2 separate regions of the Homo sapiens genome follow, and region 1 is linked to region 2. Evidence: chromatin contacts called from ENCODE Hi-C data. All regions are on one chromosome and are shown on one strand. The core of a region is the stretch at or near the end of the contact, and the rest is flanking DNA. Distances in the headings are between cores, read along the strand shown. Region 1 has its middle 14 kb from the start of MIR6069. Region 2 overlaps RBFOX2 (RNA binding fox-1 homolog 2).

Region 1 (2,707 bases), core at 98-2,597, 400 kb before region 2:
GGGTCACGTGGGAGGGAAAGGGACGAGAAAGACAGACATAAACTCAATCATTGTTTCACGCTGTGAAAAGAAGAAGATGGGACGGGACGCCCAGGGCCAGGAGGCTCTCTGTGAGGACGGCCTAAGGCTGCTGAGGTAAGATGGGGTGGGCTGGGCCATGAAGGGCCTTGAATGCCAGGCAGGAGGTGGCCCCTGCAGAGGTCTCGGCTTGGCTGGCTGGAACAGTTCCAGGCTGCCTGAAGGCCTCCTTCAGAGAGAAGGCTGCTGGGGCTGCATGGGGGCTGGGGGGGGGGGCGCTGGCGGGAATTCATCAGTGCAGTCAGGCTGGGTTCCCTGGCAGCAGGCTCTGTCTGAGGCTGCAGGCCTGGGCGGGATCACTTTACAGCTGCAGGAAGTCTTGGCCCCAAGAAAATGAGGGCCAGCTGTCTGGTGGGAGCCTTGGGTAGGAGCAGGGCCTCCACCTGGCACCACAGGGCAGGATTAACGAGGTGCCGCCGCTCCCGCTGGGCCCAGCTACATCGGAAGGCGCTGGGCCGGGGGCATGGAGGGGAGGGGTTGAGTGGAGCTGGGAGGGGCTGGTGGGCAGGGGAAAGGGCGCCTGGGGGGCAGCCCCAGGCCTGCCTTTGAGGAAGCCTTTTGCAGAGCCTCCACCAAGCCCTCTCCCTCCTGGCTCCCCTGGGCCACCACGATCCCACCCTGGGCCTGGACACCGACCCCTCCACCTCCTGCCCTAGTGTCAGTACCCACCTCCCAGACCGGCCACTTCTGGGCTGTGTGACCTTAGGCAAATTACTTAACCTTTCTGTGCTTCTGTTTTCTCACTGGTAAAATGGGCAGATAACACTCGTTGCCTCATAGGGTTGTTAGGGTTGACTGAGCCAACAAGTAACTCAGCACCTGCCATGTAGACAATGCTCTGTACATGTTGTTATTGTCACGGATGGTTCCCTGCTCCCTTCCAGAATGGCCTCTGCTCCAGACACCTGGCTCAGAGCCCTGCCCCTCAGACTCCTCAGTAATTCTAGGGACCCCTGCTCTGCCTCTGGTATTGCCTTCCCAGCTCCAGAATAACGTCTGTCCCTACTCCCCACTGGGAGAGAACCAAAGGACTGTGTCTGTCTTTCCTCCTGGTCTGGGCTGCTAACCCTAAGAGGGTCAGGGCTGTCTTGATCCTGGCAACACGGCAGGGTCCCCCTGGCGTTCCTGGATTGGGCTCTGCGGGCTCTCGGTAGGCGCTTTAGGAAGCCTTTGCCCGCTCCAAGGTGGCTGGAGGTAGGCCCAGTTCTGAGTCCTGAGCACGGTCTACGGCCCCTGCTCAGGGTCAGTGTTTCAAGGCGACCACGAGATGGCAGTAGCACTGCATGTACAGGGCTTGCCGGGGCACTAGGGTGGAGTCCACCGCGGCCAAATCAGCCCCTCCCGGGTACAGACACCGGGAGAAAGGGGCGGGTGCTGCCGGCTCCTGCCCGCTCCTGCCCCGCGCGAGCTCACAGGCGCGCGCGTGCACACACACACGCGCACACGCCCTCTGACTGGTGGGGCTGAGTAACAATGGTGATGGGGCTGGGAGCTGGAGTCCGAGGGTCTGGCTTCACCGCCGGGCTCTGCTGTGGGACTACACAAGGGATTTCATCTCTGGAAGCCTCAGATCTTCTTAAACGTCCCGATTCACAGGGTTGTGGGGAGGATTTGGTGAGACAAGCTGGGAGCTCAGCTACGGGAGCTTTGGGTGGGCAAAAGTGAGCCCGGTCCCCTCCCTCTCTTTACAGAGCCCCGGTGTGCCGTTGCTGGGGCCCCCTGCTCCCGCGCCTTCTCAGCCGACACGCTCAGATCCGTGTGCATTGCCGTTTCTGTCTCCACGTGTAGACAAATCATGAGCTCGCCCAGTAACTCCAGCTCTACCACAGATTCCTTCTCTTTTCCGCCCTTCCCCTATGTCTAATTCCCTTCTCCAGCAGTGAGAAACCTGCTTCCCGCCGTCCTTCATTCCTTCTCTCCCCCCATCCCCGCAGAAACCAATCTCTGTTGCCACCACTGCCCCGTCCTGCCAGTGCCTCCCACCCTCTCCGCGTGGACCGCCACCACCCTGCCCCACAGACAGGCCCCTAGACACAGAAATCTTCTTTCTCACAGTTCTAGAGGCTGAAGTTCAACATCAAGGACGTGGACTCCATCTGTTCAGTTGGTTCCTTCCGGCCCCTCCGTGGCTGTATATGGTCATCTTCTCCCTGGGGCCTCACATCATATCCCCTCTGCATCTCTCTATGTTCAAAAGTCCCATTTTTATAAGGACAGCATTCATCAAGGATTAGAGTCCACCTAATGATCTATTGTACCTATTGTACCTTAATCACTTTTTTTTTTTTTTTTTTTGAGACAGAGTTTCACTCTTGTTGCCCAGGCTGGAGTGCAATGGCGCGATCTCGGCTTACTGCAACCTCCGCCTCCCAGTTCAAGCAATTATCCTGCCTCAGCCTCCTGAGTAGCTGAGATTACAGGCATGCGCCATCACACCTGGCTAATTTTGTATTTTTAGTAGAGACGGGTTTTCTCCATGTTGGCCAGGCTGGTCTCGAACTCCCAACCTCGTGTGATTCACCCGCCTCGGCCTCCCAAAGTGCTGGGATTACAGGTGTGAGCCACAGTGCCTGGCACTTCTTTAAAGGTCCTACCTCCAAATACAATCGCATTCTGATATACTAGGGAT
Region 2 (2,737 bases), core at 182-2,681:
CATTATAACTAGAGATGGTTCCATTAGTTTAGAATTTGTTTGCTAGTGTAAAGTTACAGCAGGGCTATTTAGTAAAACTTCTTTGCAAACAAGGGTAATTCAGCATTTTACTCTTTAGTATTACTCCAACCATCAAAGTAACATTAAAAAAATTTTAAAGTTAAGGCAACAAAAGCAGTTAAAGCCCAATTCATGTTTACCTAGGTAAAAAAATTAAAAACTGAAGTCTTATGCCATACGGCAGAGGTATAAATTCTTGCAAAGGGATACTGAGGTTCAAAAGTACTCAACCAAGGGTAGGTTTCACACCTGACTCTCAGGAAGACTGAGTGAGGTACTGGAGGTACGATCTCTGAGTATTCTATCAAATCATGGCTTTAAGCTGTATTCTTAAAAAACAGGTTCTAAGTGAGGTTGCTGACAGAACCAATTTCCCCTCATTTTCCTAGGCCTACAGGAAGCCATAGGAACCTTGGTGGTTTAGGAGTAATGTTACTGCTAATCAAAACAATTCAAATGGATCAGACTATGGAAAAGAATCTTCCTTCCAATCCAGAAGGAGATGGAGAGAATCTATCTGTAGCGGTTTCCTTCTTTGATAAGTCAAGTCTGACTTTGAAGTTTAAACATGATGAAGTTCTCTGCTTTTCAAGTGGAAGAAAACAGAACAGGGTTGGCAAATACTTTACTGAAAACAAAAGGCTCAAGAATATCAGCACTAAGAAAAAACACATGAAGAGTTTTTTTTAAAGCAGATGACTTTAACATGATTATTCTCCTGATTACTTTATAATAATGGCATTACAGAGAAACCTTTAAAAGATGAACTATTTTAGGATAGATAGGCAATATCCTACTAAACTAACTTGGTAATTCACTAATGACTACTCCAAAAGTAGAAAAATTAATTGTGTATCATGGATGTATTCCTCTCTCTCTCTCTTACACACACACACGCACACACACACATACACTTACTCGAAAGTATTTTTGCTGCTTTATTCAACAAAACATATCACAAAATGTGAGAAAAAGAAAATTCAGATATATTTATTTCTATTCCAGATTTCAAAGTGCATAGAAATTTCAGGCTGAGAAACCGTTTTTTCAGCTTTCACTCTTACTAGCAAATCTAAAGGCTTTTATAAAACATGAGAACAAAGTGCAGTTTGAAACACCAAGGTTTTCATTACTGTTTCTTAAGTTTTTCAAAAAGAACAAGGGTGGGAAGGAGGTAGAAGAGACAGGGTTCAGGCGTGGGGAGGGATATGGCGCCACATTTATTAATCACATTAAAAACTAAGCATGCCAACATCTGGAGCTAAACAACCAGCAAAATCACCACGTTCAGACTCGTATTGGCTAACTCTATCTATCCCAGCATTCTCTTGGGACAGCGGTTTGCCCTAGGCTCTACCACAAGCTCGGTGAAGTACACAGCCTCAATTACTAGAGCGTGCAGCCACAACGACCTGGTATTACGGAAACAGTCAGTCACCACTTGAGTTAACATTCCATACCCTAACGACTGGCCCCTCCCCAGCCCAAAGAAATAGTCAATCTTGCCCACCCTAGCCCTGGCCCACACCACAATGTTAATAATTATAACAAGCAGTAACCCATCTGTTATATCAGAGAAGGGAACAGAGACTCCACTGAGAGATTTAGAGTGAGATGTTAACATTTCTTCAGCTGACTGCACAAACAAACAAACAAAAAAAGAGGAGAAATAATTCATTTGGAGATATGAAGTCATGAAATAGCTGATGTGTATTGCTTTTAACCATGCACTGATGCAAAACTGAAGCAACCATTAATAATAAAAATTAAAAAGGACATATGTATTTACACACAATCAGACCTGTTTGATCTGAAGCAGTTTGCAGATTCTATCTGTGTGTGATTTGAAATAAAACAAAAAATGGGGATTAGCATGGCCACAGCACACCCTAATGTAGGAGGGCACACACGGACGGCTTTTTGGAACTCTGATAGCTGGATAAATTTGGCTTGGCTAAGCTTGATTCAGATACACACATGCCCCTTTAAAAAGAATTATTCTTATTCCTTTGCAATTCATTCTGAATGATACCTGGTGTCCCCAGTGGGGCTGCCCAGTGCTTCATCGCTCCCCTATTCAACCTGCCTGACACTGGCAATATAATTCAGTCCTGACCCACAGCACTCACATGTATGCTCGCCCTCTGTCAACAACCGTATATTCTAATCCACAGCATTCTGCTAAAATATTTCCTGTGTTTAGGAATTTTACTTTTTCACATATCTGTAACCTATCTCTGACTTCAAGTTCCAGCTTCTTCAAAGGAAAATGCCTTTGAAAAGTTGGCTTTAAGATCCTTTCCAGTGTTTTCTGCAGTTGTTAAAGTCTCAGTTTTTCATGGCTCAATGTCATCTCCTAGGGCTTTTCTACTCTGCTCTGAGCCAATTTTATCATCAAATTAACTTTATGATGTTGCCACGTTGACCACATGATCTTTCGGCACAGTTCTGTAGCTGGGTTTTAAACTAGAGCAAAATACAATAGAATATAATCCCTCCTATATCTGACCTTTATCTGCATATTTATTAGTTTAATCTCACACTGGCAGACTTTTGCCTTGTCTTGATTTTAACCTAGCTTTTAATTTTATTATATTTTTGTTTTAGGTTTACATTAAAACAGGACTTTGGTGAGCATGTGATGTCAAGACACCTTCTTTCTACCCGGAAGACAATG

The links. Hi-C counts contacts between places; a loop is a spot of excess contacts on that map. Pooled maps may share reads with other maps.
Region 1: a pooled map shows a loop between it and region 2 (6-fold over the local background). The contact joins two enhancer-like sites. A Hi-C loop is called at or near these places in 1 of 168 maps with a recorded cell type or tissue (chondrocyte), 7 of 37 single-sample maps with no recorded cell type and 7 of 50 pooled maps.

Annotation. Positions count from the first base shown.
Region 1 is chr22:35,349,569-35,352,275 of GRCh38, forward strand. No RefSeq gene overlaps it. Among named protein-coding and RNA genes, the nearest start is that of MIR6069, 14 kb to the left of the region's middle. RefSeq lists enhancers at 1-281, 282-814, 1,405-1,913, 1,480-1,599 and a silencer at 1,260-1,379. Within about 2 kb of position 1,348, at least 26 of the 41 ENCODE cell types and tissues checked have a DNase peak (open chromatin) inside an H3K27ac peak, as active enhancers do.
Region 2 is chr22:35,748,565-35,751,301 of GRCh38, forward strand. All of the region lies in intron 11 of RBFOX2 (RNA binding fox-1 homolog 2), which reads right to left. Among named protein-coding and RNA genes, the nearest start is that of APOL5, 32 kb to the left of the region's middle. Within about 2 kb of position 1,432, at least 2 of the 41 ENCODE cell types and tissues checked have a DNase peak (open chromatin) inside an H3K27ac peak, as active enhancers do.